7 separate regions of the Mus musculus genome follow, and regions 1, 2, 4, 5, 6 and 7 are each linked to region 3. Evidence: chromatin loops called from intact Hi-C (ENCODE). Cell type or tissue: left cerebral cortex. All regions are shown on one strand.

Region 1 (4,000 bases), 260 kb after region 3:
CTTACTCTGTTGTCTCTGCCTAGCTCTGGGCCCTGTTCGCATCACTACAGTGGCTCCCTTCCCTCTGCTCTGTAGTCAGGCCAGGCCAGTAAGGAAGTGGGTAGCAGGTGATGGAAAAGGACAGAGGGGATGAGTGCAAGGCCTGCATTTCCCTGCAGGCTCATTGTGAGCTGGATTGCTCTAGAGCTCAGGCCATTACAGTTCCCACAAGTAAGGTTTGTCTTCAAGCTCTCTTTCTGAGGCTTCACCATGTTTACTAATTGAGGCATTACATGTCCCCTTTCTCAGCACCTTTCCACACCTTTCTTAGACTTGGCAAACTGCTCAAGTTGAGTGGGTCATTGCTTCACTGCCCCAGCTTATTATAGAAATAGAAGAAAAAGAATTTTCTGGGCATCTCAGAAAGTTACCCTGCGATAGACTTGATAGTTCTACTTGAGAAATGTACCTCTGAGCAACACTGCCTGGAGACAGCACAGGGGCTCCATCTTTTCCTCTCTGGTACCATTTGCAGTCTTCAGGGCACTATTTATGACTTAAATAAAATCAGTAGTCTTAAATTGTATCCTTCAGTGACAGCAAGCATCTTAGCTATGAGGCTTTTTTTTTTTTTTTCTCTCCTACTTCCTGACTTAAGTTGATAACAGGGGACACAGCCATGCCTGTGCTTGCAGCCCAGACGCAGCCATAGCACCACCTGAGGGTGTTAGAAGGCAGGGTGAGAAAGCCAGACTGCACCAAGTCTTAAAGTACTAATAAAATTACTGCTATTGAAGAATTAAAATTGAAGCAGTTCTGGGGAGAGCAGCCTTAAGGTACAGCAAATGAGAATTATCCTAATTCTTTCATGAGTCCAGCACTGATATCATTTAACTCCTCTTTCAACAGTTGGGTTATTTAGTTGTCTGCTCTAGAAATTAATTTTGCAATGGCAACTGTAGCACTGGGGCGGACGGTTGAATTACTTGCACCAAAATAGAAATCATGTCCCAAATGTCATTTGATGACAACAGTAATTAACCTGGATCACACATCAGCTGTAGCAGCAAACATGACAGTCCTAGAATTGTTTAGAGATTAAAATGAGAATGTCAGTGGCAAGAAGACAGAGCACCATGTATTTTCACATGAGCTTTGCCTGCTTAACAAGCAGGGAGCAAACAGGCGAGGAATTTACTGTTTCCCGGGTGTGGCTGAACCCGTCTGTTTCTGTGCAGGCCTAGGTGAGCCTAGCCTTTTGTTTAATCTCACCTAATGCAGATGCTGATTTCTTTTCTTCTCCCCAGCTTCTCCTTTCATCGACTGTCTATCACGCACATGACATCACACCCCTAAGCCACGTGCCCTACGAGATCATGAAAAAAAAAATGGTGCCCATGAGACCTGTTTGTCATGCATTATGTTATTTTTAAGACATTCTGAATTTGGATATACAAATATTAAAAAAAATCCCAACTTCTGGCTATTTATAAACAGTGAGATGATTTCAGAATAACCAGCCTTTTATTCTGGTGTGCTGATGCTTGCCTTTGCTGAGGGGATCATTAGGAAGCCATGGTGTCCCCCAGTCACCCTCTCTCACTTATGTGGCCCACCTACCTTATAGCCATGTGTTGGCATGTGCCTAACACTTTGGTTCTAGGCACCAAAGGCAAATAAGAGAAGTAGCTGATTGTTCAATTTGTGTCGCTGACATAAGAAACCCCAAGCTGTAAGAGGTGGGGCACTTTGCCCATCCTTGTTGGTATGTTCCTAGTGTTTTGTAAGTGTTTACCGAGTTGATTGGGAATTCTGTTTAGAAGACTAGTCTGGCAGAGGTCTGTGGAATGCTTAAACATGCTGAACACCGGGGTAAGCCTCTAACCCACGGCCTGAAGACAGACTGTGAGGACACAGAGGAAGTTAGACAAAATGGGACCCTGAGGCACAATCTGAATGAAAGTCCATTGGACTGTGAAGGAGAAGAGGAAAGGGTGGCTCTGGAGCCTTAAGAAATAACAGTGTGAGGTTGGAGCAATGGCTCAGGGGTTAAGAGTGCTTGTTCTCTCATGAGGACCAAAGATTAGACCTCAGCATCCAGTCAGATAGCTCACAGCCCCCAGGGATCCAGTGCCCTCTTCTGGTCCCCGAGGGTACAGGCATGTGCATGCATGTGTGTACACACCCCCCCTCCCCCCACTCACCTATACGTACAGTCACATAGACATGCATACATAGAAGTACACACACATACTAAAAATAAGTCCTTTTAAAAAGCTCTAGTAAGCATTGCCAGTGATGCCGCTTGAGGGCTGTAGGTAGGTGCCACAGGGAGTCTTTGCCATTCCAGTTCCTTTTGGATGTGAAGGGAATCTGAGACTTGTTATATAAAATCAGTAAGGGCTAATGGCTATTCTTGGAATTTATTTCCTGTGTTTTAATCCCAGAGCAAAGACCATCAAGAATACAGTCTCTGTGAACTTGGAACTAACAGCAGAAGAGTGGAAGAAGAAATATGAAAAAGAGAAAGAGAAGAACAAGGCCTTGAAGAGTGTCCTCCAGCATCTGGAGATGGAGCTGAACAGGTGGAGGAACGGTGAGAGCGAGCGGAGTGGAGAGAAGGTTTCCTCCTTCCTGGGATGGCTGGCATCTTGGGGGACTCTTGGGAAAGGGGGGTGACTGTGGAAGTCAAGCCTTTCCAATTCCTGTGATGGCGAGTGTTTTATTATTTTGTTTTACTAAAGTTTTATTATTCCTGGCCACTGTGCCCCAGCTCATTCCATCCCGTGACCTGTGCACAGTGGGGTGGACCAAGTGACAGGGATCAGTTGCTCAATTAGTCTCTTTAAGTGTGTATATGTGCGTGTGTGGATTGAGGGGTGCACATGTGTGGGGAGGGGGTACATGTTTGTGTATGTATGTATGTGTAGGGGTGTACATGTATCTGGAGGTGTGTGTGTGTGTGTGTGTGTGTGTGTATAGGCTAGAGAATTGCTATGTGTGTTATCCCCCTCCTTTGCAACAGGCTTTCTCCTTTGCCTGGAGCTGACCCATTAGGTTAGACTAGTTCGTGTGCCCCATGGATCCGTCTGTCTCCACCTCCCCAGCTCTAGGATTACAAGCGCATGCCACCATGCCTGACATTTTTATGTGTCCTCATGGGATAGAACTCTGGTCCTTGCATTGAGCATCAAAGGCTTTCCCGAGAGAGCAGTTCCCCATCCTGGCTAGAGTCTGTTTCAGATGCTCTGTTTTTTCATGTTGCTGTCCTTCATTTCAGGGATCCTGGCTTCATGGTTACAGGAGAGCTTCTGAGACTTTTTTTTTTTTTTTCTAATACCAATTGCTTTGGCTAAATGAAAACTAGGATTTGCTTCAGTCTTGCCATTTACTTGTGGGTAAATGTCACCTCTGGCCAGAACTTGCCTTTTCTGACCTGCCTCACCATTCAGTTCCTCAGAGTGAGACATAGTGGGCTGAAGAAACCCTTTGCTAAGATGGACCCTGACAGGCCTGCTTCATGACCAGTTTTTCCGCCCCCTTCTTCAGTCTCTTTGGTTTGCTCTATAGGAGAAAATATCTCCTAGAGCTGGCGTGAAGCGGGTGGGTGGGTTGTGGGGGAGGTGTAAGGGGTGGCTTCCAGATTCCGGGCAGACATATTATTTTGGTGACTTTAGCATTATGACAGAGCTCAGACGGTAGCAGTCTCTTTTAATCTGGAAGCAAAGCAAGTTGGAGCTGTGTGTCAGAGGACGGCAATAGCTAGAAGTCATTTGTTCCTCAGATCCCTTGCTTCCCTGTGGTGTGTGTATTTCAGCAGCTACTGCAGCCTGTGGTGCCCTGAGAGAAGGGGCCTGGGGATTGCTGAGCTGGTCTGGAGGTAGCAGGGTCTGTTTGCAGCTGCGCAGAGAGCTGGAAGCCGATTGCTGGTGATGGTATTTGTTGCTGCTCCTTGCTAGTAAGGATTGGGTATCAACGAGCCACTTATTCACTTGAGAAGCAATTACGTGGCAAACAAGAA
Region 2 (4,000 bases), 280 kb after region 3:
ATGCATGAGTTGGGACACAGTGTCTTCTTCGGTTATTGAAGTCTCTGGGATGGAGTGGGGCATTCGCTGGCTGGTAGCATGTCTTTCTTAAGTTTTCACAGCCTGTAGTTGACAGAGCAGGAGCGTGTTTTCCTAGCTCTTGACCTTGAGCCCCACACTCACTTCATTTTGGCCTTAGCCCTTTAACCAAGGAACTGGTTAGGCTCAGTACGTCTTTCTAGGACACAGTGGGAGAAAGATTACATAGTTTCTCCAAATCCCTCTGTGCTATTCCTCATGGGTCTAAGAAGAGATAAACGCAAGGTCCTGATCCTTGATGGAGAAGCTCGCACTTTGTAGTAGACCTGCAGCTTAATGATAAGAGGCGCAGGGACGACGCCCGTGCTTACCTGTACGCTATTCTTATCTGTAACTGAGGGCTCACAGATGTCACTTCAAAGATTGTTATGGAGACTAAAAGTCCCAGGTAGATAACAGGATGCTGTAAATACCAGGTTGCTCATCAGTCTCCTCTGTGGGTTCTCTTTGCTTGATGTAGAAGACGCCTCATATGGGGCCGTGAAAGGCTGTCAGTACAGTGGGAGGCTGGGTTCTAGAGTAAAAATATACACGGTGGCTTTGTGTTGCTCACGGAAGGCAGTAAATTCAAGAACTGTAAGTTGACTACATACTGTACTAATGACTGTTTATCAAAAAACATATCCAGATTTGGTGACTTTTTGACAGCGGAGGTGACCGTATCATTTCATGTATAAGAAAAATCCAACTACGAAATTAATTTCTGAAAAGTGCCTTGAAATCTTTTATCTCAGAGTGAGCATGCTTAAACATGTCCTGAGAGATACACTCGACGTGCAGAAAGTACAGCAAGCACACCTTATTCAGAAAGGCCTAGGAAATTACAGTGAAATCAGATAGACAACACTAATTCCTTAGAAGGTTGCCCTCATAAGGGGCAAGCCTACTCGAAGGCTTGTCTCTAAGCACTGATTTGCCTTCTCGGAGAGCTCTGTTTTAACTCTCTGGATGGTTTCCCATCACATCTTAGCTTGTCACCTGTCGGGGAGGAAGGCTACATCTTCAGGCTTTGCCAAGAGTGCCGTGTGCAAGCTCAAGCCACATCACCCTGTCCCTTCTTATTTTTGTCCGTCCCTTGGGGGCAGTTGTGGATTTTGGGTTGTTTTGCTTCGTTGCCTCGGGGAAGTGATGAGGTTGAACTTTTTGGGTCTTTTATTTTAAGCTCTTTACTCTTCTTGTGCTGAGGAGCAGAAATATAAAATTGGTCCTTGTAACTGACATGCTAAATGTATGAAGCTGAAGGAAAGCATGGCCTAGAAAACAGTGAGTTAGCTGTGCAAGCGCCAGTTCTTGGCAGTTTTGCTATGCTGTAATTTCTCTGATTCTTTTTGCCAGAAGGATTTGGCAAGGAGGGAAATAATCAATATTCTATTCACCATGGAAGAAACATCGGTGTATAAAGTTCAGTGCACACGAGCTTCCTGAGCATACTAGTGAGATCGAGTATATAGGAAAGACCAGAGACACAGGACGAGGGTGTGCAGAGCCTTCCCTGCACACGTGAGAGTGCTGGTGCTCTGGAGGGTACCAGCTACACCATCCGCTTAATCCCGTGCCGGTGATGGCGTAGACTCCACCATACATGGTGCAGATGTCTGTGGCAAACAGGTTCTGTGACCAGGCTCCGCCATTCACCTGCCTCACCTCACCTCTGAAGCGGATCCAAAGTGCAGGAGAAGGGTCCTTCAATGAGGAAAACACTGGCACAAACCTGTGTTTGAGGAAAAAAACTTGTGTTTGAGGAAAAAACCTGTCACAAAGACAATGTAATACACTGAGCTGTTATTTGACTGCTTGGGGGTGCCAGCCGAGACGGGCATTCCAATAGGACTTTTATAATGAAAGGAGATGTGAGCCTGGAGCCACATTGTCATTTTTTTTTTCACAGAATGTGCTTAAAATTTCCTTTGAAATCATGAAAACAGAGCAGGAAAGGCCACATTCTTCCCTAGTGGTTCCGCCTCAAGCCTGCTGCCTGCCTGTCCTTCACTGGAGGTGGCTTGCTGGTGGGGGAGAGAGGCAGGCAGAGCACTCTTGCTTTCTCAATAGCAACACCTAGTGGCAGTGAAGAGAGCTGTCGTTTTCCTGTGTGCTCACCCAGCCGGCTGCAGGACTTTGCTTGTTTTGCTTTTCAATTGGCAAGACTATTGGTTGCAGTCAAGAGGGCCGTCTATTGGAGAAAACTCCACGGAAGCTCGAGTTTTTTTACTCTAAGTAAATGGGCATGGTGTAGTAGCCCTTTCTTCCCGTCACTTGGCAACATTCCTGGTCACAGATGGGCTTGCCAGTTTACATCTTTATTTGGGGAAGGATGTCTCTGTAGTCCCTTTCAGTCCCGAAGTATGAGACCCCTGGTTTCTGGATGGGCAGGATTTGGGTTCTCCAGGCAGATGTTACCTTTCCTAGAAAGAACTCTACACGGCAGATTACCAAGCTCCTGGAATGGCCCCTGCTGCACTTTCCCCATCTAATGAGTGAACTCGGGACTGGCCTCTTGGTGTCTGATTCTGGAAGGGGAACCAGGATGTCAAAACCGACACAACTAACTAAAAATTAAACATGATGTTTCATTTCAGGATGATGAAATTAACCAGCAGAGCCAGCTGGCTGAAAAGCTGAAGCAACAGATGTTGGATCAGGATGAGGTAACAGACACAATGAATTCTTTTTTACAGAGGGGTTTTTTTTTTTCTCTCTCTCAATCACTTTTCGTTGATAATATTAGTCCTAGAAATACAGTTTGCAAATAGCCTTTTTTTTCTTTTTTTTTTCTTTTTTTTAATTGGGTATTTACTTCATTTACATTTCCAATACTATCCCAAAAGTCCCCCACATTCTCCCCCACCCACTCGCCACCCACCCCAAATAGCCTTTTTTTAAAACCTTAAAGCGCATGGAGATTTCTTGGTCGCCCTTCTCTCAGGGTCTGCTAAAGGTTGGTTGTGGCAATGTGTAGCCAGCAAGCTCCTGACTCTGTAGTACTCTGAGCCTCAGGGTTGCTCTGTGCCGCACTTAGTCTTTGGGGGGCGGGCAGACACCTCTGTCCCGGGGAGGGTGGTGCTTGCTCAGTCTCTGCAGCAGCATCCCGTTATTTTAGGCTACTTCACCTCTACGAACTGCCTCATAGACAGAATGGTTTTTGGCATCTGAGTATAATTAATCATATTCACCCCGTTAGCCTCTCCTATCTCACCGGCCTCTCCTGCTTCTCTGTTTCCTTTCCCAAGCCCTCAAGAGTCCATGTAGAACAGAAAGTACGTGGCATTTGTCTTCCTGAGTCTGGCTTATTTTGCTTATCATGATGATGTCTTAGATCCTTTCCTACAAATGACATGATCTCCTATTTCTTTACTACTAAGTAAAACTTCATTGTGTGTATTTATATATCTATTAATCGTCTGTCTGTCATCTACCTACCCATCATATATTTACCTACTTGCTGATTTGCCTGTCATCCATCCATCCCGTCTACGTCTGTCATACTTTCTCTACCTAGTCGTCTGTTGATGGGCACCTAGGCTGGTTCCGTAACCTGGCAGTTGCAAAAGGCTGGTGTGTGTTTTAGCATAGACTGTGTCCTCCTGTTCTGCCCTACAGGGGATACACAAACAAAATCAAAAGTAGACCATCAAAGAGGAAAGGCAGCTGGGGCCGTAGTGCTGCTACTCTGTATTTGGTACACTAAAAAGGAGGCCACCTGGTTTCAGCACCCCCCCGCCCCCCGCCGGCATTCATTTCTACCACAAATGTCTTTTTTGCACCGTTCTGCAGTGGATTTTACAAACAGGAACCCAAGCCAAGCACAGCCAGCCGATCTACCAGAGACAGCATTCTCTTGCTGAGATCACCTAAGTATTTTTCTCTTTTGTGCTTTAAGATGCTTCGTTGCTAAAGTGCCTTTGGTTGGCTTATACAGTGCCGG
Region 3 (4,000 bases):
TTTTTCTGAGTGTAACATTAGGCAGAGAGACTGGAAAGAAGCTACCGTCTCTGAGCCTGAGAAGGGGTGAGAATCCAGATAAAAGGCCCCAATGACTCATTTTTTCAAACACTGTTCCCCCTGATTTTCAGACTAGTACTCAATAATGACCCCCCCAGCCCCCCTTCTGAGAACTTCTTGTTCTTCCTTACAAAGGATTGGAACTACGCCAGAGGGTAACACTCACAACAGCACAGGCTCACAACCATGTGAAAGGTGTTGCTTACAAGAATTGAGCCACAGTCTGTTTGCATTGTTACCAGTAACAAGTGGACATAAAACAAAGCCACTGAATAACATCCCAAAGTGTCCCCGGACAGACTGGTTAGATTATTTTGTGTTACCAGGAAGTCAATATTCACCATTCAGCTTTCAAAGGAAAAGCTGGAGACAAGGGGGAGGGGGGGAGAGGGAGGGAAAAAAAAGCAGGGAGAGAAGAAAATAGAGAAAAATAATGGGTGGCAATGAAGAGAGATAGATGGTTTTGCTATATTAAGACATGACAAAGAAACCCGTTTTTATTGTTGGACTTTAGCAAACCATCTACCCTTTTATGAGCTAGGTAGGGTATTTTTCAATGATTAGAAAATGGTAAAACTGTTGCACAGTGAGGCAATTTGCTTAGAAACATGTACTGCTTAAAGACTAAGAAACTGCAACAAAGGTTTGTATCAATAGTGACTAGTATTTAATTGAGTCAATTTGATTCCTTTTTGCAGAGCTTTTGCAAACCACTTCTGGCCAAAACTATGTCTAATTTCTTTGACCTGTCACAGCAACTGACTATAGATGTCATGTGGTAATTAACTTTCCATCACTCTTTTGTGTGGTCTGTATCATTTTCTTCAAGAATTTACTTTTTTTTTTTTTTTTTTTTTGGCCCATCATCTTTGCAGCTGCCCTTTCAAGTAGTTACGACTCTTGTTACTAATTATCCAGCAGTTTAGTTGTAACACAGTAACACGCAAACTAATTGGAGTCCGGAACTTTATTAAACTCTTTTTGAGTCGTCACTGTAACCAGTGTTTTCACATACTTTGGTTAGAGATTTCAAGAAATGCCAACCATCAAACTAAGAAAGTTTGGATGACAGGTGCAAGTCCGCTTGTTGCCGCGTCCAGCAACTATTTCAAGTAGCAGTCTCCAACTACTGACCCTCCTGTCTACCCGAGCATCCTCTCGGCGGTGCCTAACTCTGGAGAGCTCCTCTGGACAGGGACTGCCCAAGTTCTCAGGGCGCGAGACGCAGCAGGGCTGTGCCTCTCGGCGTGGGCAGACGCAGCGGACTTGTCGGACCTCCCCGGGGATGCGCAAACCCGAGGCGCGAAACCAGCCAGCAGGCGCCGGGGCGAGCAGAGCTGTCCAAGTGCAGACTCGAGGGGCGGCCGGTGGCCCGGGGGCGGAGGCCTCCTGTCCCCCCGAGGCGAGCGGTCCTAGGCACTGAGCCTTCCCGAGGGAGCCCCGCGCGGAGCGAGTCGGCGGCGGAGGCACCGAGGCGCCCGCTCCGGAGCCGGGGACCGAGCGCACCTGGCACCTGCCGCCCCGCCTGCGTGCCGAGCGTCCCGCCGAGGAGGGCCACCGGGACTCGGCTCGCTCTCGCCGGCTGGGCTGGCCGCGCCTCGCCGCGGAGAGAGTGGGTGGGCAGGCAGGGGAGGGAAAGGAAGGAGGGAGGGAGGGAGGGAGGGAGAGGGCGACGCGCGTCCCCGAGGCGGGGGCGCGCTCTCGCGCGGGCTGCCGGGATCGCTCGCCGCCGCTGTGGTAATGTCCGCCATGTTGGCCATGGCGCAGGGAGCGGATCGGGCGGGCGAGCGGCGGATCTAGAGTGTGGAAGCGGCCGCGGGCGGCGGGGGGCTGTTCTGGGGCGGGGTGGGCGCCCATGCTGGGGCCGGGGGCACTGCGGAGGAGGAGGAGGAGCGGGCCGGCCGCGCTGCACTGAGGAAGGAGGTGGAGGAGGCGGCGGGAGTGCTCCCCCCCCCTCCCCGCCCGCCCCGCCGCCGCCGCCCGGGCTGTTCCTGTAAGGCGGGGAGACAATGAGTAAACTCTCCTTCCGAGCGCGGGCGCTGGACGCCGCCAAACCGCTGCCCATCTACCGCGGCAAGGACATGCCTGATCTCAACGACTGCGTCTCCATCAACCGGGCCGTGCCCCAGATGCCCACCGGGATGGAGAAGGAGGAGGAATCGGTAGGGACTCGAGTGTTTATTACCCCCCCCTTCCCTCCTCCCCCCTCCCCTTTGTCAGCCGGGCCTCGCCATTCACAGAGCGCTTCTACGCTCGCTGGAGGGCGCCGCTGCCGCTGCGCGCTCCGGACCCTACGCCGGCGGAGTAGCGTAAACCCGTCGGCCGGCGCAGCGCCCGCCCGCGGCCGCCATGTTGTTGCGTCCCAGTGTTGTGATTAGCTCTCGGCGCCGCTTACGCTGCCGTAAGGGGGCCCTGCCGTAAGCAGCGGCCGGGAATGGCGCAGGGATGCGCCGGCCCGCACTTGGCGTACAGCCTCTGTTTACCTCGTAGACATCTCGCCGGGAGCGGGGTTAATGGGTCGAGAAAGGGTCCTTGGGCTAAGGCGCTATTTTCGTTGCGTTTTAAAATTTGTGCGTGCACGAAATTGCCTTTGAAACAAACGATCTCGGGAAAGTAGAGCTCTTTCAAAACATGCATCTTCCTGCTAGTGGGGTGATGGGTGATGGTTTGCGCTGCCCGCTAGAGGTGCCGCGGGAGTAGGCGATGCATCCCTGCGGCCGGGCAGCGACCCCCGGTCCGGACTCTGCGTTAGCGAGTCCTCTGATCTGCACGCCGGCTTCGCCTGCCGGGCTGGCCCCTCCTCGGTTGTGCGGAATTAGGACGGAGCCCGAATGCTTGAAACTGGCCTCCAGGCCCGCGCTTCCCGTGCAGCGAGCGTCCGGGGAAGTTGCATGCGGGATGGCTGTTTACAACTTGAGGGCTCAGAGCGTCCGCATTGACAGTTGCGTTTTTGACCAGATGTTAAAATTTGGACAAAATGCTGTTTCCTTCTTCCCGGGGGTTAAGTTATACCCAAGACTGAATTTCCTCCGATTTGACAGTGTTTACGACTCTGGAGTGTTGTTACTTGTGTGCGGAGTTCATAGTAACTGCACCCTGAAGAATTTCTTCAATGAACCTTCAGTCCCGCCTTATTGTCAACCACGGGTGTGTGTGGATTGGCTCCCTAGCTTCTGTTACTGTCAAAAGAAAGCTGGAGGTTTCTGTGATTGGCTTTCTCTTTTGACTATTAATATTGCAGGAAATGCCTTTAAGCATTTGATTGGCTGCTCGAATTCTGACCTCACTGTGTTGGTGCTTTGACTTAATCACATTTCTTTTTGGTGTTTGATTACCTGATTTAACATTTTCAGTAGAATATTAAATAAGACCTCTTTTTAAACCTTCAGGAAATTAAAACTCAGCTTTTATGCCTAAGATTCAGATAGTACCGAATCGTGTTTGAGAAGTTTGCTTATGAGGTTATTGACTTGATTTTGAGCTACCTTCTGGCAGTCTCCGATAGATGATCTAGAAACTGCGTTTGGTAGCGTGGTACTGTCTTTGCTGATCACGTCTTTCTCTTAGCCATTTCCTTCGGACGTGTGTTTTTACGTCGTTTTACTTCCTTATGTTTGCTATCTTTTGCCTAAGGTCTGCCAGTTGAAAAATCAGATGATCATTTAATCAATCTGTCATTTCTTCTTGAATGTTGTATAGTGGTAGTTACTGTTTATACTATCTCCTGTTTAGATCTAAGATACTGTACTAAGAATTTTAAATAAATGTGATATAAATTTTTTAAAATTACTTTTGTGAGTTATAAGTATAGGCCTTTTTTGATACTCAGGATATTTTTGTTTTGTCTTGTTTTGTTTTTTTTTTTTTTTTTTTTTTGGTTTTTCGAGACAGGGTTTCTCTGTGTAGCCCTGGCTGCCCTGGAGCTCACTTTGTAGACCAG
Region 4 (4,000 bases), 120 kb after region 3:
TAGCATTGATGTACAAGATTTCCAATTTCCCCATGTCCTTGCCAAGATTTACTTTAAAAAAAAGTTATGGCCACTATGGGTTTAATTTGCATTTCCCTGATGAGTAATGAAATTTAATACACTTAATGTGCTTGCTGGCTATTTTTGTGTGTTCTTTGGAGAAAGGTCTGTTGCGTGCTTTTTTTTTTTTTTTTTTTTTTTTTTTGGTTAAATTATGGGAATTTTGTCTGTTCGCTGAGACAAGATTTATCATGTAGCGTAGCCTTAGTTTGGCCTCAAATTTAAGGCCATCCCATGTCAGCTTCCTTAGTGTTGGCTCACAGGCTCTGGCGGAAAGTTTTATGTCAATTTGACACAAACTAAAGTCATTTGAAAGGAGGGACTTCAATTAAGAAAATACTTCCATAAAGTCTGGCTAAAGCCAGGCCTGTAAGGAATGTTCTTAATTAGTGGTTTATCGGAGAGGGCTCAGTCTATTGTGGGTGAGGCCGGCCACTCCTGGACTGGTGGTCCTGGGTTCTATAAGAAAGCAGGCCTAGCCAGCAGCAGTGGAAGTGCACATGTCATTAATCCCAGCACTAGGGAGGCTTCTGCAGTCTGAACTTGTTAGAGGCCAGCCTGGTCTACAGTGTGAGTTCCAGGACAGCCAAGGCTACACAAAGAAACACTGTATCCAAAAAAAGAAAAGAGAGGAGAGAGAGAGAGAGACGGAGATAGAGACAGACAGAGAGATGCAAGCAAGCAGGTTGAGCAAGCCCTGAAGATCAAACGAGTAATCAGCACCCTTCTATGGCCTCCGTATCAGCTCCTGTTTCCAGGTTCCTGCCTGGTTTGAGTTCCTGTCCTGACTTCCTTGGATGATGAACAGTGATATGGAAGTGTAAGCCAAATAAACCCATTCCTCCCCAGCTTGTTTTTTGGTCATGGTATTTCATTAGCAATAGTAAGACTGGCTAAGGCACAGGCCTCTGCCCGCACACTGGGCTCTGTGACAGTCCATCCTACAACGCATTCTAGATCCTCATGGGTCATATACCCTCTCTGCAGCTTGCATTTTCCGTTCCTTGAGAACATCAATGCCCAAGTCTTCAAATTCGAAGTTTAGCTTATTATCATTGTTGTGGCTTGTGCATTTGGGTCCCATTATCTAAGAATACACTATCAAAGCCAAGGGCACGGAGATTTCATCCAACGGCTTTTAGTCAGATTTTTGTGGTCATCGGCTCTCCGCTTATTGATCTGTTTGGATGAGTTTTGCCTAAGGTGTAAGAACAACTTCATTGCCTGTTATACAGGTTTCCCAGCCACAAGACTCCCCAAGCCTCACCTCTGGACAGAGAGTGAGGTGCCTGCCCTGACCCCTTTCCTCTGGGGTTCCTACAGGTCACCCATTCCAGCCCTCCTCAACCTTTGGGTTCCATTAGTGAGCCTGGCAAAAACACGGCCTCTGCCCTTGCTCTAAAAGCTCTGGCCCCGGTCCTTCATCCTGCAATGTCTCCCACACCCCCATCAGCTGAGCTGTGTTCCTGCTACTGACATGGTGCCAAGGCTTCGGGAACCCGTGCCAAGAAACCTTTTGTGCTAATTTCTATTCACGGTGCCATGCACACCTAACCTTGAGGACATCTGTGGAGCATATGTTCTCCCCAGAGCTGGCGGCCACACAAGAGCACTCCCGGGAGAAGACTGTTCAAATGTGGGTGCTGGGTACCCAGACCCTGGGCTTGTCGAGGACCGTGGTCAGTTCTTCCTTGCTGGTTTGGTTCTCTTCAGAGTTTCAGCCTCTGGCAGAGAAGAGAGGCACAGGACTCCGTGTAGGCTTGCTGCCTCTCCGGCTACTGCAGCCTGAGAACACTGTGAACTGTGCCTGTGCCTCACAGATGTTGTCAAGCTGTATAAACTAAGGCAAATCTCTCTTCAGTCCTCTCACCATCCACCTCCCCCATAGAGCCTTTCAGATCCTGATGTGTGTGCCATTTTCCAGCCTGGGTTCCCCTCAGCTTCCTTTGTCCCATTTGTGTGTATACAAGCTAGACCAAGATGCAAAAGATCCAGGGCCCCCAGTCAAGCTGCTCATGCCCCAAATGTGTGACGGCTGAAGACCATGCAGATTATACAGCTCCTGATGGCAGTGGCCAATGTAGAGGAGCCTTTCAGAATCCCACTTCATGACGTCATCTATTAACCCCCACCTTTCGTTTTCGCAGGGAAAGAGAAGCTCTGCTGTGTGGGTTCCTAGAGAGGCCCCCATGGGGAAGTGTCGCTCTGCAGACACACCAGTCAGGCAGAGGCCACCTCATATCCCTTTCCTTAGCTCAGGACCGAGATACCTTTCACCTGCTCTAACCACCGCAGGGCCACAAAGCAGAGAACTAAGGACAGCCCCAGACCCCGCTCTAGGGGGATGATTCACACTAGCAGGTCTAGGGCTGCGGGCCTTGCCCCACCCACCACACCGTGCAGAAAGGCAGGCAGTCCAAGGAAGGCTCTAATTAGGCTTTCTCCCTCTCCTGGCTTCCCAGAGTCCTTATATGATACCAAGCCCCCACCCCCACCCCTAGGTCCCCACCCCCTGGGATCCACAGGCCCAGTAAACTTCGTTTTCTTTGTAGTCATCTCTGTGTTTATGCATCTTTCCAAACCAGTCTAGCACTGTAAGAGTACCCTGATTTGGGGGGTTCATCTTCACACAAGACTCCGTGACATTCTGTATATTGCTCTGGGCAGTCAGCAAGAGCTGGTATTCAGTCTGTTTCTGTGGGCTGAGAAGACTTCCTGACACCCCCACCCCCACCCGCTTCTCACCATTCCACTTCTCTGACTTCCATTCACCCAGTATCCTTTCTGTGTGTCTGCAGACCTGGTGCATCTGGAGGAGGGGCACTGTCACTGGCTCTGACTCATTCTTCCAGCAGTCGCCTGGAACAGCAGCCAGTGGTCAGCCAAGCTGTGCTCTCAACTTTCACCTGCCCAGCTCACATACACCCCTACATGCCAGCAAAGAAATGACCAGTAACTAACTACATTGAGCTCTTCCCTACCAGTCTCTTGCTTGTAAATCGGGGGTTAGGGGTGGGGCTCACATTTTCCAAGAGAGATAGATGTTCCAAGACTCTATCCATGTCTCGGAATCCCTCAGAATCCCCTGGAGGACTTGTGAAAACACTAGTGGCTGGACCCCAGCCGCAGAGACTCTGCTGTAGGAGATCTGAGATCGGATGAGGAGTTTCATTTCTGCCATGCTCCAGGTGATGCTCATGCCAGCGGCCCATGGACCACCCTTGAAAGCCATTGCTCTGGCCGTGTGCCCTCAAGACCCCACCCATCCTTGAGATACCCCTAGCCCCTGGCTCTGTTCTGATGAACAGGGTCCTGAGCTTTCTGGAGAGAGTGGTTCTTGGTGAGGATCGTTTGGTTTCCCGGAAACAATCCTTATGTTCTATTCTGCAGAGCCTGATGGCTGGAAACAAGCATACAATGTTTTTGACACTCCAGCGACGATGGCAATCTATGCTCCGTGGAGTCATTCATGAAATGCCTCTCCTCCCTACCTCAACCAAGTGATAGCGGGGATCCGCTTCTAGAGTAAATAAGGATCACTGGGGCTCGTCAAAAGGAGCTATAAAGATCACAGGGAGGAACATCAAGACAGGTATTATTTTAGAAAAAGCTATTTGCTGGCAGTTGGGGAATACGCTCAGGCTTCTTAAGGCACAGATCTGTCAGTAGAACACTGCAAAGCAGAGTGGGGCCCCTCCCCCCTCCACACAGCGGCCTTCCTTGAAGCCTCATTAAATGAGAGCAAATTGAAAATTGTCGGTGAGAGAGAGCTGTTCGCATGAAACACTGAGACCCCTCTGCAAGTGTGGATTTACCAACTGGGACTGCCTGCCCGCAAGGACACCTTGGATGGCTCCCCAGGCTGCTGCAGCCTCCAGAATTGGACCTGGTTTCTGGAGCTGACGTCTGGGTGTGCTGCCTCCTGGGAGGTGGGGGTGGA
Region 5 (4,000 bases), 280 kb after region 3:
ATGGCGCACCACCAGACCCAGATAGAGCTTCCAGGATTCAAACCTAGGTCCTTATGCTTGTGCCCCAAGCACCTTACAGACGGAGCTCTCTCTCCAACCTCTTATTTATTTAAAAGGCCTTACTACAATTTACTTATTTTTATGTTCACGTACCATGGTACCTGGGTGGAGGTCAGAGGACAGTTTGCTGGAGTCAGTTCTTACCTTGACCCAGTGAGCCCTGCTCTGGGCCCTGAATTCATTTACAGTAACTCACTTTGCTAGCGTCGATATAACCAATAATAATAATAATAATACATATCTAGTAATAATACATAGCTGGTTTTACAAGGTAACATCTCTGAATTAAGTTTCTGTATCAGAACCAAGTGCTACGCAGCAGTCAGCCTTCAGAGTGCTTTTCCACTGAGATCAGAGGAGTGATTAAAGAGCTGGGTCTGGCATGGGCTGTTGAGCTCTGGAGGTCACAGGTGGAAATTCATGGGCCACCTTGGTAACCTGTGGCTGACTTTGTTTTCCAGACGACACTGACAACCACCCAGCGAGAGCTGAGTCAGCTGCAAGAGCTTAGTAACCACCAGAAAAAGAGGGCCACAGAGATCCTGAACCTGCTTCTCAAGGACCTGGGGGAGATAGGCGGAATTATTGGCACCAACGATGTGAAGACTGTAAGCCAGACTTGTGTTCTCTGTTCCTACCCTGACTGGTGTGATCCGAGTCAAGCTCTGCAGCACCTGAGGCTCAGGGCTGTACTCTGCACCTGGCGCATGCTGAAAAAGGAGAGCTGGCGCATGAAGCAGGGGCTGGGGGAGGGGATGGAGAGGAACAGTTTGCCTTTCAGATCTGGGGGGCATCTTCCAGTCTTGGTTGGTTTTGTGTGGCTTGTTTTTTTTTTTCTTTAGCCTTACCTGCAATGCTCTCACACTGGGGCTCAGCTGGGAGAAGCTGCAGGCCAGGTCTCAGTCCCCACCCTTCCCCACCCCCCCAGCCCAATGCAGTGAGAATTCTCCAGCCAAGCAGTACGAATTGAGAAAGCTTCCAGCTGAAAGTCATAGGCAGCTAGCAGGGGCTGAAAGAGTAAACCACACTTAATTATGTGTAACAGGAGGAGGCTAGGCCTTGTTACTCAGGGTCATCTGCATCACCTGGGGCTAATTAGCAATTTAGACCCCAGGCTGACCTCAGACATACTGAAGCGGACTCTGTGTTTTAACAAGATGACTCGTGGCTTATTAAAGTTAGAGAACCCAATTTGGTTTCATTGCAGTGGCTCCACAATCCACAGGACCCGACTGTTGTGTTTCCTCTCTGCCCATCCTTAGCTACTTTCATTTTCATATCTTTACGCTTTTGCCTCGTAGCAAGATCACTGCTGTAGCACCAACTGTCAAGTCTTTATTCATTTACATCCAGTGTGCTGTATCACTAACCACTTTTATCCAGGAGAGGGGACTATATACCAGAAATTCCCAATCTTATGTAGCCTTAGGGCAGCTGCAAGGCAGCGGTTTCAGGCCCTGCCAGGTTAAGCTTTTAAGTCACGGCTAGGCTGGTCTGTGCTTGACGGTTAATGTTTAGAGCCACATGTTGCTGTTGAGCAGTGTAGTTCTGACATGGGGCTGATTAAAGGCTCGCAGGACCTCATGGAGTGGATTTGTGGGACGTTGGCACCTCCTGCTGATAACAATAAGAAAAGATATTTTTATGCTAAGATCTTACACTGAGCTGAGGAACACATTAGTGAACTCAAAGCGTGTCTGTGCTTTGCCATTAAAGGTCCTTCCTGCCGGAAATCCTAAGTATGATGAGAGGATTTTTAAATACCTAATTGCATGCTTTGGGATTATTTTTAGGTTCCAGACACTAGATGCCCTTAGCTAATTTCATTGATGACTCTCACTTACAGATCACGGTAGTCTCAGAGAGCCTCCTTCCATGCTGGACCAATGGCAAAGGCTGCCAGTGTATCTGTGCTGTTGCATTATGGGAGGGATAGAACGGGGAGCAGTATCGGGAGGCAAATCTCAGTCACCAACCCAACTCACGTTTAGCAAGGGCCTCCATGATGGGGAGTCACAGCTGATAATTGTAGCTTTTCCTGCTGGTCACTTAGTATTGTGCTGCAGTCATTGTTAGGTGGTATTGAATTCTTATATGGTTAATAAATCACAATACAGGAACGCAAAACTGTATACTTCATGTTTGCTACCAATATTTAGGGCTCATACCCAATATCATTTTATCTCAGTTCTCAAATGTTTACACAGAAAAATATGTGATTTAATGACAGCAATGATAACATTTGAGGAGGTGGGAGGGGCAGAGAGGGGGCTGATGGGAGGACACCGAACATCAGAAATTGCTGGCGTTCCTGGGCTAGATTCTGCTGGGACATAGTCTTCCTAAGGTGCAAGGCTGCCCTCTGGTGGTTAAACATAGTGCACACAAAGCTACTTTTCTGCATGGTTCAGCTTGTATACCATGCATCTTAGCAGATGGGTCTAACCCAATACCTTGTCTCCATTTTTGTTTTCTAGTGGAGTTCTGAAAGTTAGAAACCAGATATACCTCATTCAGGAATTCTGTCAGAACCATCTCTTGTCAGTGTTAACTTAGGCTTGTTCTTAGATATCTTATCAGAGTAGGTTACTGTCTACTTGGAAGGGCAGCTCCAAAAAGGCAAAGGAAAAGATTGGTAGCAGCAGATGGCTAAGCATGGAAATTTTCACATGAGGAGGCACTGGGCGATTGGTGCATTCTCTGGCATTAGAGGTTCTGTTTGAAGAGTGTGGTGAAAGTCTTTTATAGTTCAGCCATTGCATGTAGACATCAGGCTCCTCACCACTACGGAAAGTGTGGAGAAGAGAATTGAAGTGCTGGGTGGAACTTCTTCTCTACAGGCGAGATTATGAAGGGCCCCCACTAGGGACATTGGGTCACCGTTGTAGACATGCAGGGTGGGGCTTCTGAGGAGGGTTCTCCTTCATAAATTCTTCAATAGTTTTTCTTCTCGTATCATCCTTTCTATCCTCAAATCGGTTATAAGGAAGTGTATGGTTAACAGAGGAGCACGTTTGATGTGGGTTTTGGTGGGAACTTTCTTGTGTGCAATCTCTGAGGACTTGATGGTGACTTCGACATGTATGTTTTTGGCTTCCCCTGTGGCTACAATGTTTGCCCCAAAGCTAGGGCTGTCTCAGGGACCCATGGTTAGGGTTCACAGACTTCTGATGTGTCCTTCTGTGCTCAGCTGGCAGATGTGAACGGGGTCATTGAGGAGGAGTTCACCATGGCACGCCTGTACATTAGCAAGATGAAGTCGGAGGTCAAGTCTCTCGTGAACCGCAGCAAGCAGCTGGAGAGTGCCCAGATGGACTCTAACAGGAAGATGAACGCCAGTGAGCGCGAGCTGGCAGCGTGCCAGTTGCTTATCTCACAGGTAGGCTATCCATTGGACCCTGTTCACGAGCATCCATTGAGGTCTGCCCCTGATCCGGTGCCCTTCTCAGGGTTAATAGTGCGTACTAGGGAGAGCCAGTGCACTCGGCCTTATATGAGTGGGCCTTAAGATAGCCCACAGTCCTCTTGTGTTTCTGAAACAAAGATTCCACTTTGTAGCTGGGATTATCCTTGAACTCATCCTCCTCCTAAAGTGGGACGTAGTGGGACGGTCTGATGCTGCTTGTAGTCCAAGATTAGTCTTGACCTCTTTTCTCAGCCCCACCCCTCACCCCGTACTCGAATATGGGTGATTGGTGTGAATTGCCAAGCCTGGTCTCTGGGTTTATCCTTAAACCTAGATTTTGTTGTGTAAATTACACAAACCCCTCAAGGCTTCTCTGTCTTCAAAGTGTCTCGATTTCTCTGCCCACTCATGGATGGCTTTGTAGTTGAGCATATATGATGTATCTTTAAGTCTCCTATTAGCGCGGGAAGATTCCTACATCTGTAAATCCCTACCATGGGAGCAGTATAAGATGTATGGGTAGAAACTACTGTG
Region 6 (4,000 bases), 170 kb after region 3:
TACTGAGTTTTAGTTTTGTTTTTGTTGCTGTAAGCATCTGTGGGCGAGGTCACACAGTGAATGAGAGAGAGAGAACCAGAAAGAGAGCAGAGGAAGTTGAATGTGGTTAGTAGTGAACACTCCCATGGTAACTAATCTAGTATTGTGAGAGCAAGGGCTTACTTCTGTGACTCCTCTGAACCCCTTCTAATGACTAAACCACCTCTTAAACACCCCACTGTCTCTCAAGCAGGTTTTGACACAGATTTCCCAAAGAACAAAGGGTCTGCAGGCCAGAGCCTGAGACTTGCTTAGTGCAATGCAGATGAGAAAGCAGCCCCAGAGACTTCTTTTCCTGTACATCAGCTGTGCCAAGGAGAGAAAATCAAATCGGTATTGCTTACAATGGTTTAGAACATTCACTTCCGTGGCTCTGTCTTTTCGGGTAGGCAGGAAACTTGGACTCTTGAGTACAACTAGATGTATGCAATAGGTCTATTTCTAAAATTAAAGAAGTTGTTATTTACAACCATTTATTCAGTACCCAGTAAGAATAACACTACCTAAGATCTGGCTTATAATACACACACACACACACACACACACACACACACGCATGCACGCACTAAATGCTTTACCATACTAAACACATTACAAGTAATACTGCTCTTAATTTGTTAAAAAAAATAATCTGCAAGGCAATATTGCTATTCTAATGCCAGAGAATAGGAAACAGGGTCTGAAGGAAAGCAAATATCTGGCCACAGTGGCAGAGGAAGGACCCATGCTCAGCGGAGTTCCCCACTCAGTGTGCTTCCTACTCTGCACTCTGTCTTCAGATGGAGCAAAGGCAAGGAGGAATTCACTGTCTAGATGTAGTGATACAGAAAGGACCCTGGAACAATAAGTAAGGACAACCAGCTGCAGGCCATCTGGGAAATCCTTCTCTAGAAAGTCTTAGGATTGAAAGTTAGTGTTGACAAAGTCCAAATGGACACAGCTATGGACCAATGCATTCTCCCGGGAGGTGGGAATACATCAGGTTTCTTTCAGGAAACTTCGTACCACGAGGTTCCTTCATAGAGTTACAAAGCTTTAGACTCTAGGTTATTGTGCCAGAGGTAGATGCTAGGCTAACCCCAGTTCATGGCATAGACCTACCCTAATAGGTTTCAAACTCTTTGAAAACCCATACACCCTTATCTAAATTGGAGAATGTCATCCACAGACTGTTGGCACTTAGTTTGCTGATAGGTGGGAATGGATCTTGAGTAAGAACAGAGTCAGTACAAAGACCATTGTTCCTAAGGCAGTCCTAGCATCTACCTGTTCTCTGGCTTGGCAGTTTAGTAGCTTCTTGAATATAGCAAAGCAAGTTGTGCTCTTCTAAGCTCTTCATTTGTTTCAGTGGCTTTGGCCATGTTCCTATTATCTTCCATAGGGCCCCCGAGATACTTACTGATTGATGGATGGGAATGAACCAGTTCGGCAGGGCAAATGGCCCTGAGCCAATATCAGAAACAAAGCAGGACAAGTGGAATAGAAGAAGTCACAAGCAGTTAGAATCTGTTAGATTGTAAGCATGGATGTTATAGGAGAGGAGGGAGCCTACAGTAAGAAGAGAGACCTGTATGAGAACCTAGGCTTGTCTTAGATTTGATCTTCTATACAATCTGTTCATTTCTGCAGGATTCTAAACATCATTAGAAATTGATCTATGATTGCTTATAACAGAGCTCCTGTTTTCTTTCCCCCTTTTTCTTGTTTTTGTTTTCTTTTTCCTTTTTTCTTGTTTTTGATTTTGGGATTTTTTTGTCCCAAGTTGCCTTCTGAACGCTGGGATTCCAAGCATGCACCGCCACGCGACACTGAAATGTTCCTGACTTAGGACTCAAAAAACCGACTTCAACCCTCAAGCTCTAAAGTAGCATGCTAAATACGTGGGTGTGTGAATTTGTTTTCTGACTTAGCGTTGCAGTGATAAAATCCTTGATTTTGATCGGATGTGAACAATTTTGAATTACCTATGTTCAAGCATTTCCTTTATAACTGGCTTCCATGCAAATCTCATTTCCTTCCTGCTTTCCCTAGGACTCTTGCAAAAACTCTACAACACAGGGAAACGCTCTGTGGCTGTTCAGTTGTACACTGTGCTGATAAGTATTTTTCCTTTCAGGAAAAGATGTGACCTGGTTTTTTATAGAGTTTAGCTGGGAATATTAACTATGACTTCCATTCTGTTCTTGGCTTGTGGAGCCCCATCAGTCCTGCAGTTCCCGGGGGTCCTCTCAAGCTAATCCAAGCCTTGCCCTCCCACCTGCAGGTAGAGTGGCGACTACAAGTCCCGGGATGCGCCGCGCTTACACCCAGGGTGAGGCGGATCTCTGCAGTGACGTCACCGTGCCGAGGCGGGGCAGAGGGGCGGGCCTGGAGGTGCCGGAGCACGGTGGTGCTGATGCAGGATGGCTGAGCGCGACCGAGCCCGGGAGGTCTGAGCCGGGCGGGGATTGCTCCCTGAGCATCGCCTAGTCCGCCCGCCTCGTGGTTGCGGGCAGGTGGGCCGGGGGCGCAGGACCGGGCTGGAGGTCAGCAGCAGGGCGGCCCACCTGATACGCTGCTCTCCTTCCCGGCGGCGGAGCTGCGGGGCGTCCAGCGCAGGCTTGAGATGACCTGCTGAGAAGCTGCGGGAGGCGGCCTAGCAGCGGGCAGCGGTTGGTTCGCGGCCTCCTCGGTGGCGCTGCCCAGCCGGGCCCCCCACCCCATCCCTGTGCCCCCTCCTGCTGCGGCCCGAGATGGCGGATCCAGCCGAATGCAGCATCAAAGTGATGTGCCGGTTCCGGCCCCTCAACGAAGCGGAGATCCTCCGCGGGGACAAATTCATCCCCAAATTCAAAGGCGAGGAGACGGTGGTGATCGGGGTAAGTGGCCTTGGTGTCTTGCCCCTCCTCCGGCTTTGCACCATAGCCTGAGTGGGGATCTTCCGGACGCTACCTCCGACATCCCAGCGGGGCTGGGTTCGCGGGTGGATCGTAAAAGAGCCCTTGCCTGGTGACTCCCCCGCGGCGGTGGTGGCGCGGGGCGGCGGGGGAGTGCGAGGTCCGCCATTGTTCGCGGGTGGGGGCTCGGGTGGGCCTATTGTTCCCACTCTAGCCGCCGCGTGGGCAGTGTTTAGGCTTGCCAGCAAGTAGGGATGCCCAGGTCTTGGTCAAAAGTGTCAGCTCCACAACCCACAGATGCATCCAGGCATTCCAGGGTTCGATTTGTCTCAAGACCTTAGTCAAAAAGGTATGGAGGAAAGGTGCAAGAAAAACAAAATCTCCTGGGCCCTCCATAGGCGGTTTCACCTTGCTCTCTTGTGGAAGGTGAGGAGTGCTCTTGGTGTCTCTGGGAGGTCTCTTATGTTTCCTGCTTCCTATCATCCCAATTGTCCTGGATTTGTGCTTTCTGTGGACTACCCCCACCCCCACCAGGTCCTTTCTCCCTAGTGTCTGCAGATAGACTCATATGCTTCGTTCTAGATGGAGAGCAGATTCTCGAATCTGCTAAGAGAGGGAGTTCCCAAATAACCCTCTGTATCAAGAGCAGAAGTTACTTAAGCAAATCCAGAGTCTCCCTTTTGATCACCTTTCCCCACCTTTCCTCCCACAGTGTTTTCCCCAACTTAGCTCCTTCTCTGCAGCCTGGCTACGGGGAAAGGGAGGGAATACTCCCTTACAGTTCTTAAGGGAGTACACCAAAGGAAATAAACTAGTTTTGTCCGCGCCCCCTTTCTTAACCTGCTCTCCCTAGAGTGTGTGTCTCATGGTGCCCTCTTTGTATTCGAGCCGCGTGGAGAGGGACTGAGTTAATGCGAGCCTCTAGGTCCCCACTGATACGTTCCTGGCATCCCGCTCCAGGCTGCTGATGCAGCCTTCCCGTCTCCAGCATTGATTAAGTGATGTCATCTCCATCACTGAGCATGCTCGGACTACCCCCTCCCCCCCATTCCCCCAGTGACTGTTGTATTTAGGTCAAGTGATTG
Region 7 (4,000 bases), 540 kb before region 3:
CAGATGGGGTCTCAAGTGTTGAGATGGGGAATTGTGAAAAAGGAGGCAAAACCACTGTCCAAACCAGATGGGGTCTCAAGTGTTGAGATGGGGAATTGTGAAAAAGGAGGCAAAACCACTGTCCAAACCAGATGGGGTCTCAAGTGTTGAGATGGGGAATTAGACTCCCTTGCTCTAACCAAGAAGCTACCTCCAATTACAATTGTTTGCAAAGGAGAAAATAGTTCTCCAATCTCTCTGGGTATACAAACTATACTTAAGGATATGGACCATAAGGATTAAGGATAGCCAATACAAAATAAACCCAAAAGATTTAGTGTGTGTGTGTGTGTGTATGTGTAGGGGTCAGTTTCATATGGCTTTGTTTCAGCATTTTCTCCCGTACCGTTCTCTTCTCTAGCTTATGTATTCTGGCTTCCAATTTTGTATTCACGGGTTCTTTTTGTGTGCCTGTGTGAATGCTTTCTACCGATGCTCTTTCTTTCTCTTTCTGCTGTTAGTTTGCTGTTTTATTCTTGCTTTTCTTTTCTATTTGCCTGTCTTTTTGTGAGAGAGAGAGAGAGAGAGAGGAAAAAAGAGGGGCTCGTGGGTGAGAAGAATCTGAAAGAAGGGAATCCATGACTGATAGATGCATGAAAATAACTACTTTCAATAAAAAATTAAATAAAATTTTAAAAAGATAAAAGTTAACAGCTATAGTACAAGAGGTAAGAAAGACCCTAGAGTACAAAAAGCCTACTGGGCTCATCATGTAAGCAAAGGACCTTGTAAGATTGCAAAGACCAGGGGGTGGGACAGGGGACCATGTTTGTTTAACCCCCAGTCTTCTTAGCACCTTAATGGAGCTCTTCATTGTTTGGTTCCTCTTACTCTACAACTCATGCATCACTTAATAATTGTTTAAGAATGTTAATAAGACAAGAAGGAAAAACTATACTCTGATGAAATATTAGAATCGGGACACACTGAAGTAGATTCTTGAGCATTCTCACAGTTCCCTGTGAAAAGTATCACTGGGACATATTCTGTTTATCATAAAAATTCTTACTGGGAGGAAAAAACCTTGAATAATGAGAAAATATTAAATTCTTCAGGTGTAGCTTAACAACACTGAAAACATATTTCCAAGATGCATTAAAATGTACAAAGAGCATCTACAAATTATTCCCAGACACGTGCAGATGCCCTTTCCAAAACTGCAACAATGAGAAGGATCTACCCTCAGGATGCTAGGACTGCTGTGGCCTGAATACAAGACTCTGCTCACTTTTTAACAACTGCTACAGAAAATGAAGTTCTAGCTGTGCTGTACAAGGAATACCCAAGGCCCAAGCTTGTATTGCTTTACAAGAAAAAAAAAAAAGGCCTTTGCTTCCATATGGTCCCCAGAACCACACTGTGCCAACAACACTGGACAAACAGGACCTCGAAATGTGTCCTGTTTAATTTAATTTCCATTAAATAAATATAAGCTTAAAGTGCTTAGACTAAATTACTTAGAAAAATGAATATAGTTGGTATAATTTTAAAATATAAATCAGTCTTTTTAGCTACATATTAAATGAGTTTAAAAGAATGAATTTCTAATGTACATTTACTAAAATGGAATCTGCTGTAACTTTTTATAAATATACCAAATTTTAAAGACACAAAGGAAAATAGTTCAGGAAATACTTTTATCATAAATTTGAAAATATTTTTCATCAATTGGGTTATACTGTTACAATTTTTTGACCTTTATTTCCTATGCCTATAGAAAATGTAAAATTATATGAGATTTACATTTTCTTTGTAGTGAAGGAGTATATTTTAGGATGTCATTTTAAAGTTGTAAACTGACATCTTACCCTAAATAATAAACTTGACATCTTGTAACTGCCAACTTGTGGACTGCAGAGGGTTAGTTCCTTTTCAGTGGGCAAGTGCTAAGAACAGACAGCAGAGGGCAATATATCTTCACAAACTGTAAAACGGGCTAGCTACAGAATTATTGAAGCAGTTCATTTTATAACATTTTGCTGAAAAAATTCCTATAATAAAATACTCAAGGGTTCAAAGAGTTTTGAAGCAAGTTAAAAAAAAAAAAAAAAAATCGCTGGATCTGATGAAAAATACAACCAAATCAAACCATACCTTCATGACCACAGGTTTCTCAAAGTTATAAACAGAATGGGCCTTTCTTTGAATGAATTTCTGAAATTCTGCAGAGTAAGCAATGAGAACATTAGTACTTTCAAATAAGAAAAAGGCAAGAAACCAACAAGAAAATGATGCACTTCATCTTACCATTATACACCATTTGAAAATTAAAGGGCTCCTCTTCATATATGTCATTTAAATGTTTCATTGCTATTATAAGACAGATTTCCAAGACTGACAGACCTAGAATTAAAGGGAGATGGACTCCTGAGTTTCAGCCAAGGGTTCATACCACTAAACAAACTGTTATCTAGAAAATAACGCAAGGTTTTGAAGGGTAGAGGTCAGCATTTCTCTATTTTTAAAGGTATTCCAACAACTATTATCTATAAAAACACGAGTCATTTAACTTGTTAGACTTTAAGGCCTTTTTGCTAGGGGTGGGATGATCTACAACATAAGGATTTTTTTTTCTAAACTTCAAGGAATGTGCTATAAGTAGAAAAGATTTGATACCACAACAAACAGCAAATATTGTGAATATCATGTAATTTCAAGTATCATAGGCCTTTGGGAAGCATTTATGCAGAGAATTTCTGGAAAACAGATCTAAAATATATCTTATATTTCAAAAGAGATAGTGAATGCAAATGAGCAAGTGTCAACAAATATAATAGCACTTAGGGTAAGCAAGGAGAACATCAACAATAGTCCTACCTGGACTCCCCATGTGGTATGGGATGCAGAACACAAAGAGTGATAATATACTTATTACAGTATCAATTAAAAGTTGTATATAAAAAGCATTCTGTATACAGAGCACCATGCTCAACACTCATTATCTCAGAAAACATCTAAATCTGAACTTTTAAAATCAAAACATCAAAAGAAAGATTAGCAATGCAGTTTCTCACCATGTACAATATTCGCCTTAGAATCCAAGCTACACATATGCTGTGCCTCCATCAGATCTGCTGAAGTCATAAATGGGTGTGATACGGTTACTCGATTTAAAGCAAGCATCTAAAGAAAGGTGTATTTTAAAAAGTACTTATTTACTTGAATATTCTGGAGATATTTTAGAACAATCTTATTTAATGTCTTATAGTTTATTCTTGTAAGATAGAAACTAGGTAAATAACCTTAAACTTTGCTCCATGAAAATGTAGCAATGACTTAGTTCAGATGCTGTTTTCTCTACTACTTTGCATTGGAATCAAATTTATTACTCTCCAAAAGAAAAAACATTTTTAAAAAGTCTAATAAGAAAAAAACTGAAAGAATACTAATCAAATATCACACACCTTAAAAGAATAGCTATGTTTTATACAGATTTTTACAAACATGTAAAGGTAAGTTCAGTTTAGAAGTTACTAATTTTGAAAACAATTATAAACTTAGACAATTATCCTCTTCATTTAGTTCTCTTTAGGCAAACATCACCTTCTAGTACTAAGTTTACCCTCAATTAACGATTTGTATTTGGAATACAAGAATTTAGAATTTGTAGGTGTAGTAGATGTATTATGTAGCAATATATAGATAGATAGATGTAGCAAACATACAGCTTCAGGTTAAATGGGGACTTCAGATACTTTACAGTTAATGACAAGAGGTTGGGAATCCCTGAAGTTCACTCTTCTACAAGTTAAAACTCAGACCATTTGTGGCTCTTTTGTTTTCTATTTTTTTCCATTTATTGTAAGGTATTTCTTACATTAAAAAAAACAAAACAAAACAGAATTATATATAATATTCCACGTTTATATTTTTAAAATATACCTGTTACAGAGTTGTGCACAGTGGCCTTGAGTGTACTGCACCTTTTGCCACATAAAATAGTCAATATCTTTATATTAAT

What was found. Peaks named below come from ENCODE experiments on the same cell type or tissue, not always from the same donor. Only the 100,000 strongest peaks of a DNase experiment are listed, where the experiment ranks them.
Region 1: it touches region 3 in a loop (4-fold over the local background); 20 of 42 quality-filtered maps call a loop at or near these places.
Region 2: it touches region 3 in a loop (6-fold over the local background); 28 of 42 quality-filtered maps call a loop at or near these places.
Region 4: it touches region 3 in a loop (3-fold over the local background); 2 of 42 quality-filtered maps call a loop at or near these places.
Region 5: it touches region 3 in a loop (5-fold over the local background); 24 of 42 quality-filtered maps call a loop at or near these places.
Region 6: it touches region 3 in a loop (4-fold over the local background); 8 of 42 quality-filtered maps call a loop at or near these places.
Region 7: it touches region 3 in a loop (3.0-fold over the local background); 2 of 42 quality-filtered maps call a loop at or near these places.

Annotation. Positions count from the first base shown.
Region 1 is chr2:49,708,294-49,712,293 of GRCm38, forward strand. Kif5c (kinesin family member 5C) reads left to right here. Exons shown (of 26, transcript NM_008449.3): 11 at 2,427-2,575. Among named protein-coding and RNA genes, the nearest start is that of Gm46738, 37 kb to the right of the region's middle. In left cerebral cortex, a CTCF peak has its summit at 2,124 (motif pointing left); DNase peaks (open chromatin) are centred at 2,175 and 3,626; H3K27ac peaks cover 1,926 bases.
Region 2 is chr2:49,725,237-49,729,236 of GRCm38, forward strand. Kif5c (kinesin family member 5C) reads left to right here. Exons shown (of 26, transcript NM_008449.3): 13 at 2,655-2,723. Among named protein-coding and RNA genes, the nearest start is that of Gm46738, 20 kb to the right of the region's middle. In left cerebral cortex, a CTCF peak has its summit at 2,137 (motif pointing left); DNase peaks (open chromatin) are centred at 1,384, 1,612 and 2,116; H3K27ac peaks cover 1,616 bases.
Region 3 is chr2:49,449,737-49,453,736 of GRCm38, forward strand. It overlaps Epc2 (enhancer of polycomb homolog 2), which reads left to right and starts at 1,750. Exons shown (of 14, transcript NM_172663.4): 1 at 1,750-2,222. The coding sequence starts at 2,070. In left cerebral cortex, a CTCF peak has its summit at 2,361; DNase peaks (open chromatin) are centred at 1,369, 1,747, 2,369 and 3,223; H3K4me3 peaks cover 2,960 bases; H3K27ac peaks cover 1,933 bases.
Region 4 is chr2:49,568,474-49,572,473 of GRCm38, forward strand. No RefSeq gene overlaps it. Among named protein-coding and RNA genes, the nearest start is that of Kif5c, 49 kb to the right of the region's middle. In left cerebral cortex, no CTCF peak of the experiment used is centred here; DNase peaks (open chromatin) are centred at 1,604, 1,853, 2,098 and 2,968; H3K4me3 peaks cover 410 bases; H3K27ac peaks cover 1,529 bases.
Region 5 is chr2:49,732,183-49,736,182 of GRCm38, forward strand. It overlaps Kif5c (kinesin family member 5C), which reads left to right. Exons shown (of 26, transcript NM_008449.3): 15 at 522-668; 16 at 3,251-3,439. Among named protein-coding and RNA genes, the nearest start is that of Gm46738, 13 kb to the right of the region's middle. In left cerebral cortex, CTCF peaks have their summits at 1,466 and 2,442 (motif pointing left); DNase peaks (open chromatin) are centred at 1,611 and 2,421; H3K27ac peaks cover 310 bases.
Region 6 is chr2:49,616,891-49,620,890 of GRCm38, forward strand. Kif5c (kinesin family member 5C) reads left to right here and starts at 2,396. Exons shown (of 26, transcript NM_008449.3): 1 at 2,396-2,897. The coding sequence starts at 2,772. In left cerebral cortex, a CTCF peak has its summit at 2,321; DNase peaks (open chromatin) are centred at 2,383, 3,103, 3,478 and 3,862; H3K4me3 peaks cover 1,931 bases; H3K27ac peaks cover 1,825 bases.
Region 7 is chr2:48,907,133-48,911,132 of GRCm38, forward strand. It overlaps Orc4 (origin recognition complex, subunit 4), which reads right to left. Exons shown (of 14, transcript NM_011958.4): 11 at 3,054-3,162; 12 at 2,287-2,382; 13 at 2,134-2,201. Among named protein-coding and RNA genes, the nearest start is that of Orc4, 40 kb to the right of the region's middle. In left cerebral cortex, a CTCF peak has its summit at 1,928 (motif pointing right); a DNase peak (open chromatin) is centred at 1,935.